Linked DNA regions of Mus musculus: region 1 is linked to region 2. Evidence: chromatin contacts called from ENCODE Hi-C or POLR2A ChIA-PET data. All regions are on one chromosome and are shown on one strand. The core of a region is the stretch at or near the end of the contact, and the rest is flanking DNA. Distances in the headings are between cores, read along the strand shown. Region 1 holds the start of Pafah1b3 (platelet-activating factor acetylhydrolase, isoform 1b, subunit 3). Region 2 holds the start of Erf (Ets2 repressor factor).

What was found. Hi-C counts contacts between places; a loop is a spot of excess contacts on that map. ChIA-PET counts read pairs that join two places held with the same protein, here RNA polymerase II (POLR2A).
Region 1: POLR2A ChIA-PET joins it to region 2 with 16 read pairs in Patski. The contact joins the promoter of Pafah1b3 here to the promoter of Erf in region 2. A Hi-C loop is called at or near these places in 1 of 37 maps with a recorded cell type or tissue (left cerebral cortex). POLR2A ChIA-PET finds 5 or more read pairs at or near these places in 4 of 5 experiments (Patski and embryonic stem cell).

Annotation. Positions count from the first base shown.
Region 1 is chr7:25,295,282-25,299,468 of GRCm38, reverse strand. It overlaps Pafah1b3 (platelet-activating factor acetylhydrolase, isoform 1b, subunit 3), which reads left to right and starts at 1,483. Exons shown (of 5, transcript NM_001357350.1): 1 at 1,483-2,097; 2 at 2,294-2,383; 3 at 3,032-3,148; 4 at 3,226-3,348; 5 at 4,093-4,187. The coding sequence starts at 2,017.
Region 2 is chr7:25,248,848-25,253,136 of GRCm38, reverse strand. Erf (Ets2 repressor factor) reads left to right here and starts at 2,379. Exons shown (of 4, transcript NM_010155.3): 1 at 2,379-2,558. The coding sequence starts at 2,537.

The sequences.
Region 1 (4,187 bases), core at 234-2,733, 47 kb before region 2:
AAAGTGGGGCTCAAGTAGAAAAAGTTGAGGAAGCCCTGTTCACCATGGTAGAGGCTGGAGGATGGTGAGTTTAAAGTCATCTCATACATGAGACCGTACCTCCAAACAAGCACACAGGAAAGAAGTTCTGTTCTAGAGAAACACAAAGCCTCAGAGTCCCGGGCCTTTCTCAGTCATGTCTGAGTCTCTCTCTCCAACACATGGATGGAGATAGCCAGGATCTGACCATTAATGTAACTAATATCATTCTGCAAGCACTGCACTTGTTTAGTAATAACTTCATGCCAGGTCCAGATTAGGGAAAGAGATTGAGACAGAATGTGAACACAATAAATAAAACTCTTCACTACTTTAGTATCAAGCCAACAAGAAGGAATGGATAGGTTTGAAAGTTCAGTCGCTAGGTGGGGCTGCCAGAAAACAACTAGGCCATTTAGGGGTGAGGGAGACCCTGGGCATCTGAGAAAACACTGCGATTTGGGGTTTAGTTTGAGCCAGGGAAAGAAAGAAGATGATAGAAAGTGGCCTTGGCTACAGACATGGGATTTGGAGTCCAGAGCCACCCACCTGAAGTTGATGATGGAACTTTGTATCTAGAGAGAGGAACAGAGGCCTAGGAGGTGCAAGGTGATCTGCAGGACGGATGCCAAGTTGGACCTGGGCTGGGCCTTGCAGCCATCTCCAATTTCTGATCTTTCTGCACCTCTTTCACATAGATCTGATGGTGCCTCTGAGGCATGAAGATATGCATTTGAGATTTTATACCACTAAAAAACTAATGTTGAAGCTGGGTCTAGTGGCACATACCTATAATACCACCACTCTACAGGCCAGCTTGGTCTACAAAGCAAGTCCAGGACAGCCAGGGAGGGCTCTGTCATACAGAAAAACCCTACCTTAAAAACCCTACCTTAAAAAAGACACACACACACACACACACACACACACACACACACGTATATACATATACATAACAAATAAATAATAAATAACAATAACAAAGCCTTAGTGTTGGGCTTGGCCTGGTGGCACACAGCTTTAATCTTAGCACTCAGGAGTCAGAGGTAGGTAGATCTCTGTGAATTCAAGGCCTGCCTGCTGTTTATAGCAAGTTCCATGAGAGCTAAAGTTACAGAGTGAAATCTCATCTCAAAAGAAAACAGAAAGTTTTAAATAGGGAAGTCCCCTCAAAGCCACTCTGGTGCTGCCTCCACCAGCTTCACTTCTTTTTGTTTTTGTTTTCAAGACGGGAGTTTCTCTGTGTAGCCTTGGCTGTCCTAGAACTCTGTTGACCAGCCTGTCCTCGAACTAGTACATCCACCTGTCTCTGGCTCCCTCCAGTGCTGGGATTAAAGGCGTGTGCCACCACCGCCCAGTTTGGCTAGCTTCCTTTCAAATCCCTACACCAGTAAGAAATGGGAGCGTCCCTTCCCAGGTGTCTAAGAGCCACCCCCTCCGCGGATCTAGGAATGAGCTCGTCCACTCCCTCTCCTATGTGAATGGGTTACACACACACACACACACCCCCGTAGGTGGTCTCTTCCGGAGTTTTCTGGCCCTGCAGCAAATGATTTCCTCCTCGGACGGAGGGCGCTAGATTGTCCCTGGTCCCTGTCGGCTTTACAGGTACCCTGCCCCTTTCCGTCCACTCTGGGTTGTGTCTCTCTTGTCTGCGCCCCCTCTTCCCCTGCCACGAGTGCCGCTTGGTCTCGCCTGCCCCTCCCCCCTGCGTTGGGCCCCCGTGGCCGCAAGGGGTCCCGGCGGGAAGCGGCAGACGAGCCCACTTTGCGGCCTCCATCGGGGGAGGGGAGCGAGGATTCCTTCCTACGTGACGGTTTCTAGTCTGCGAAAGGAGGCGGCGTCTGGGCTCGGCCTTCGCCCTACGCGCGAGCGAGCGCGGCAGGACGGTCCATTGTGTTGGCCCGAGAGGTAGGGGTGGGCGTGGCGGATCCACGTCCTCGCGGAGCTTTCCCGGGCGGACTCCACTCTCATCCCCAGGGGGCTGCGGTGCTGAGGATGAGTGGGGAAGGGGAGAACCCGGCCAGCAAGCCCACGCCTGTGCAAGACGTGCAGGGTGACGGGCGCTGGATGTCTCTGGTGAGTGACCGCGCGTGGTCCCCAGGGTTAGGGGCTTGGGGGGCGTGTATGTCTATAGAACTGCTTCGTGACATCCTCCTCCTCACCTAGGTGGGCAGCCTGGTTTGGGTTGTTTGGGGTTGTTCCGCCTGAGGCAGCGGGGTGGGGCGGGGCCTGGAGCGTGCGTGCCTTTGACTCTTTCTGGCTTTCTCTGCAGCACCATCGGTTTGTAGCGGACAGCAAAGACAAGGAACCCGAAGTAGTCTTTATCGGGGACTCCTTGGTTCAGCTAATGCACCAATGTGAGGTGAGGGTCCACCCGTTTCCTCCTTCCTCATCCAGGCATGCACCCTCACTGGCACTTCAAGCCCAGAACCTGATAAGACAAGATAAGGGGTACAGAAATGCCCGTGGTAGCAGGAATCTAAGAACCCCATGTACATGTCTGCTGAGAATGAAGTGTGTGCCCTGAGTTTGTCGGGTTGGGTTTGTCTCTGTCGAGTTAAATTGAGGCGTTCCTTCAAGATTGTGTCAGGTGAGGGCTTTTCATTGTTTGTTTAAGGTGGGGCACAGCCCCTGTTGGGTTTACTCGAAGTTGTAATAGCTTTACAGAAAGTGAAGGTTGATTGTAATGGTATTCTGCAAAGACTTTATCAGTAATAAAGTCCCTAAGACGTTTAGCTACAATGGCTTTCCCCCCCACCCCACAATGAGGTTCAGTTGTATTGCCATTAGCTCTGTGTATACTTAAAGCAGACAGGATCTTCATAAAATGAACGTAACTTCTGTGAATTTTGGTTAAAGTGAAGCAGTAATAAGTTCCATGATTCCGGATTTGGTCAAGCTGAGATTTAACCGGACCTTGTCCATAAAGTAAGGCTAATCCATAATGATATGTCCATAATGGCCTGGACAGAGGGTGGTGGCTAGTGTCTACGTCATTTCTTGACCCCAGATCTGGCGGGAGCTCTTCTCACCTCTGCATGCACTTAACTTTGGCATTGGTGGTGACAGCACACAGCATGTACTCTGGCGGCTTGAGAACGGGGAGCTGGAGCACATCCGGCCCAAGGTAAGGAGGCCTGGGTGGTGGGCTAGCCGCTTTTTTGCCTGCTTCTTTACTATTGATTTGTGTCACTCTTTCCACAGATTGTGGTGGTCTGGGTGGGCACCAACAACCATAGCCACACAGCAGAACAAGTGACAGGTGGCATCAAAGCCATCGTACAACTGGTGAACAAGCTGCAGCCCCAGGCACGGGTGGTTGTGCTGGTGAGAGCCTTGGAAGAGTGGCAAAGGAAAAGGGGCAGCGGTTGTGGTGGCACATGCCTATAACCCTGGCACTTGAAGGGCTGAGGCAGGAGGATAATTGAGCTAAGGGTTGTTCTGGGCAATATGACAAGACGTTGCCTTTAAATGTTTTTTTTAAAAAAAAAAAAGTGGCAAACCTGCTGTACTTGACACAGTTATGGACACCTTGGCACAGTGGTCTCCCACAAAGTGTCTGGTAAAAAATTTCTACACTTTAAGAGTGGCTATGGGCTAGTGATGGTGGTGCACGCCTTAAATCCCAGTGCTCTAGAGGCAGAGGCAGGCAGGTCTCTGTAGGTTCAAAGCCAGCCTGGTCTATATAGTGAAGACAGCCATGGCTACATAGAGATCTTGTTTACAAACAGTGGCAGGGACCGTTCGCCTGTTGCCCAAGGGAATGCAAGGTAATTTGAATGTTGAAAAAAATCTCAGAAAGTTGCCAGGTGTTCCTGCATTAAATTAAGCTTTATCGCTTCTAGCTAAGACATTTCCACCTCTGAAAGAGCCCACTGGCATTATGTCTTTAATGAGTAACTCTGCAAACAGGCTGCTGCCACCTGCAAGATTCTTAGCATGTCCTCCCTAGTTTCACATCCTTAAACTGTTTTACAGCTGGCAGTTTCCTGGGGGTTGGGGGGTGGTGAAGGTGGACAGTTTGGTCCAGAGATGCTGATCTGACAACTTACTATTGGTGTGCCTCCTCAGGGCCTGCTTCCGAGAGGCCAGCACCCCAACCCACTTCGAGAGAAAAACCGACAGGTAAACGAGCTGGTTCGGGCAGCACTGGCTGGCTACCCCCG
Region 2 (4,289 bases), core at 1,130-3,629:
TGGATTTGGCAAGAGTGGGAGGTACAGGTAGTTGTGAGCTGCCTAAAATACTGTCTTATGAACTGACTAGGGTTGTCTGCAAGAGGTGCTCTTAACTGCTGAGCCACCTCTCTACCCTCCCTATTTTGGTTTCTTGAGACAGTGATTCATGTTTTAGCACAGGCTAGCCTTGAACTCTCATGTAGCCCAGGCTGGCTCTAAAATGGACCGGTCCTCTGGTTTCAGCATGAGAGCTGAGATTACAGGAGTGAGCTAGTGTGCATAGCTTTATTTAATTAATTATTGGTGCTGGCAGTGTAACAGGGACTCCCAAGCATGCCAAAGATACTGAGCTATTACCCCATCCCAATTATTACTGTACATTTATTTAGTTAGTTTTGTTTTTGTTTTTGGAGACAGGGTTCCTCTGTGTAGCCCCGGCTGTCCTGGAACTCACTCTGTAGACCAGGCTGGCCTCGAACTCAGAAATTCGCCTGCCTCTGTCTCCCAAGTGCTAGGATTAAAGGCGTGCGCCACCATCACCTGGCTATTACTGTACATTTATACCACAACCCAGTTTTTAATAATAATCTTTTATCTTTCAGGGCCTAAAAAATAGCCCCATTTTTACAGACGAGGCTTAAAGAGGTGATTTCCGTTGTTTTAGGTAAGAGAGTGGGTAGGAGAAGTAGGGTTGCCACTCAAGTCTGTTTTTGTTGTCAGGAAATGGGGACATGGGGTGTGTTACGGATCTATTTTAAACAGTGAAGTACAATGGCAAAACTGGAATTGTACAGATCAGGCCTTGAATACTGATCCCAGCACTTCCTTGCTATAGGACTTTGGCAGATTAATTTCCCCTGTAAGAAAGAGCCTTTGGTTCTTAATCTGTGGTAGGGGTTACAATAGCAGGCCCCTCATTGGGATTTTATGAGTATGAAGATGTTACAGACAATGCTTGGCTCCCAGCCTGGCACATCGTGAGCACTAAGAATTGAGAGCTGTTATTGTAACAATGATGATTATTGCTGGACCACGCTGCTCCCAGAGGGTTACAATATCCGTGGGGAGCTGCACTGTCCGTAGGCAAGGTTACATAATTCCCAAAGGGGTGACACTTCCCTGGAGGCCATGGTCTCCCTAAGGAGGAGGCATGAGACTTCTCTCTAGCACCCGTGAGCTGGTTTAAAGGCTGAATAGGAACCCAACAACGGAGAAGTTTGGGTTTGAAGCCTTAAGCACCTATAGCCTGAGCCAGATAGGCCTTCCCTCTTGCTTGCCGCATCTCACGGCTCTGATTCATCATCTTTTCAGTCTCCTAGTCCCCTATCTCTTCCTTTGGTAACTCCGGTTGGTTTATTTTTCATTATTTCCCTGAGACTGTTTAGGTTTAGTTTATGAGAATATAGCTCTGCTTCCCCTCTACCCAGTAGCAGGCTGCCTACCTGCATCCGATCGGTACCCCGATTTCCTGTTTCCCGAGCCTCAGGCTCCATCCATTCCTCCTATCTGCTGCAGCGAACACAGACTTAACACTTCCCCTACGCTCGGGCCTTTGGTCTTAAGCCCTGTCTTCCTCTCTCCTGGCGACCCCCAATGCTCCTCCGGAGCACATTTGTTCAGACTTGGGTCGCCCCCAGCATCCTGGCACTATCTCCGGAACCCCCTGCTCCAGTGTGGAGGTGGGGGTACCTCCGGCCGCGTTCCCAGGACAGCTGCAGCCTAAGGGACAGTGGTGATTGTGGGGGCTCCCGAATGCATTCTGGTCACTTCCTCCCCAGCTGGACTGGGTCTATCAGGAAGGCCAAGACCCCATCTCCACAGGAGTCGAGGGTACAGCCGCCTCCCCATTTCCGATGCTGGGAAATGTTTCCCACCCATTCCACCCCACCCCTGGACAGCTGCCCTCTTTCAGGCTCGGGGTTGAGGGGGTTGGGTAAACTCAGGCTGGGAAATGGCTGTGCTCTTGATCATCCTCCAAGATCCAGACTCCGCCCCCCTGCGGAGAAGACTCTGCCCCTTCCCCACAAAAATTTCTGATCGTCCCCCTTCATATAATTCCTTTCCTCCAAAAAGGTCCCAAAAGAAACTCTGGAGCCAGGAAAGGGCAGAAGAGAGGCAGCAGGTACTGAGTGCTGAAGACTTAAGTTCTTCTGACTTAGAGCCTCCAAGAAGGGTCGTGACCCCCAGGACCTCCCCAGCCCCTCCCTGCCCTTCCTCCCCCCCCCCCCCCCCCCGCCGCGCGGCCCCTTTAAGCCAAGAGCCGGCCGGTCCTCAGTGGCTGCGCGCCGGCAAGCGTGTGTGAGTGCGCGGGAGGGGGCGGGCACAGTGTCTCCATGGCGACGCGGCGGTGACGTCGCCGGCCGGGGGGCGTGGGCGTCCCGGCCCCGGAGTGCGATATTAACCCGGGAGGCGGCGGCGGGGAGGGGAGAGGCTCTGAGAGGCGAGGCCGGGTGCGGCGGCGAGGGCGTCCCAACGGGCGCGGGACGGGACGGGGCAACGCGGGCGCCAGGAGCAGCGGCCCGGAGTTGGGGCGCCTTGCCCCGGGCCCCCCAGCATGAAGACCCCGGCGGACACAGGTGGGGGCGGGGGCAGCACGTGTGGGGGAGACTTGTTGCCCCGGGAAACCGGGAGGGAAAACTTTGGGTGGGGGCTGAAGGGGTTCTGGGGAGCCCGATTGATACCCAGTTCTTGGGGACCCCCAAGCACTCGAGACCTGTTGCTTCTAGAGGCGCGAGCTGGGGTGCTGCCTGGGAGCCCCAATTCTGTGGATCCTTTCGGAATGGTATGGGTGCTGCGGGTGCTGGGCTTTCCCTTCCCGGACTCGGCAACCTGGGTTCTCCCGGGATCACTGGGGTGGCAGAGTCCCCTCCCTGTCGTTCTGTCACGTTGCACTCCGGGGGCCGGGACGTGTGCGGTGCGAGGTGGGGGTTCTGTACAGGGACCCGCTATGCTCGGTTCTGCGCTGCGCGGTCCGGCCCGTGACCTTCACGGCAGCGCGTGCCCAGCACCCGGTGAGCGGGATACGGGATGGCCTGGAGCTGGGCGTGAGAGGGGAACACGGGACTCGGGGTCCGGGCTGCACCGCCCCTCCCCCGTCCGTCTCCTCGCTCCCCCGCCCGGACTGAGTCGCAAAGTTCCAAAGCGCAGCCCGAACGTTCGAAAAAGGAACTTTTTGTTTCCGACCTTAGAACGCGCGGCTTTAAGGTGGCTCAGGGGAGACTTGGGTACCCTCCTCCGGCGCGGGCGGAGGCTGGGAGTTGAGGAGGGTGGGAAAGATGGGGGGGGGGGGGGGAATGCAGAGGCTCTCCCTTCGTCCTTCCCCCTCCCCGATCCTGCGCTTCTTTCAGCGGGCCGTCTTTTCCCTCCGCCCCTCTCTTCCCCGCCAAGTTGCTCCTCCTTAAGGGGCCAGGATTCCCCTCCCCCCCCATCGCCGGGCGGGGGGCAGCAGGATTAACCCCCCCTCCCACTCGGACTTTCCCCCTTCCCCTCCCCCGCCGCCCCCGGGCTCGCACAGGCTGGACTTTGCGCCCGGGCGCGCGGGGGGAGGGGGCCTCGCCGCCCCCTGCCCGTCTGCCCCGTCGGAATCCGGCCCGGGGCGGGGACGAGGGGAGGGGGAAGGGGGCCGGGCGCCGCTGTTCAAACTTGTTTCCTTCCCCCGGCGGCGGCCGCGGCTCCGGCTCCTATGTGCGGGTGTGTGCCCCGACCGGCCCACCCACCCCACCTCCCTGCTCGGCGGGTGGGGGCGGCTCTTAAAGGGCTCGGAGCAGGGCTCCGGCGCCAGGGGATTGGGGCCAAGGAAGGGGGTCGGGAGTGGGGTAGGGGTGTGCAGTGCCATAGGGTCAGTCACGTGCGTCCCACTTACTCCCCACTCCCCGACTCCCACAGGCTCGTGAGCTGCCGGGCCCTGGGGGCAGCAGGAGCCTCGCCTCACCGGGGAGGGGACCAAGGCGCCCAGACAACCCCGCCTTGTCTTCCCTCTATGTTACGGGCCTTGGCTTGACGGAACCTGTAGGGCCACTGCAACCCTGTCTGGGGTCCCAGTCATGTGTAGATTCTCAAGGGAAGGCGAGAGACCAGAACGGCCTCGAGGTCGGTCTGTTTCTCCGACTGCTGGCCACTGCTAGCCCTTCCATCCGATCCTCCATCCCGGCGTTTTTCTGCTCCGCCGTGGCTGTTTCCCACTTCCTGTTTTCTTCCCGGCTCTGGCGCCATCGAGGTCTGCCTGGAGTGGGGGAGGTGTTGAGGCCCCCCGGGAGGCAGATGTATTTTTCCTCAAACCCCCCCCCCCCAATCTGACCCCTATATTC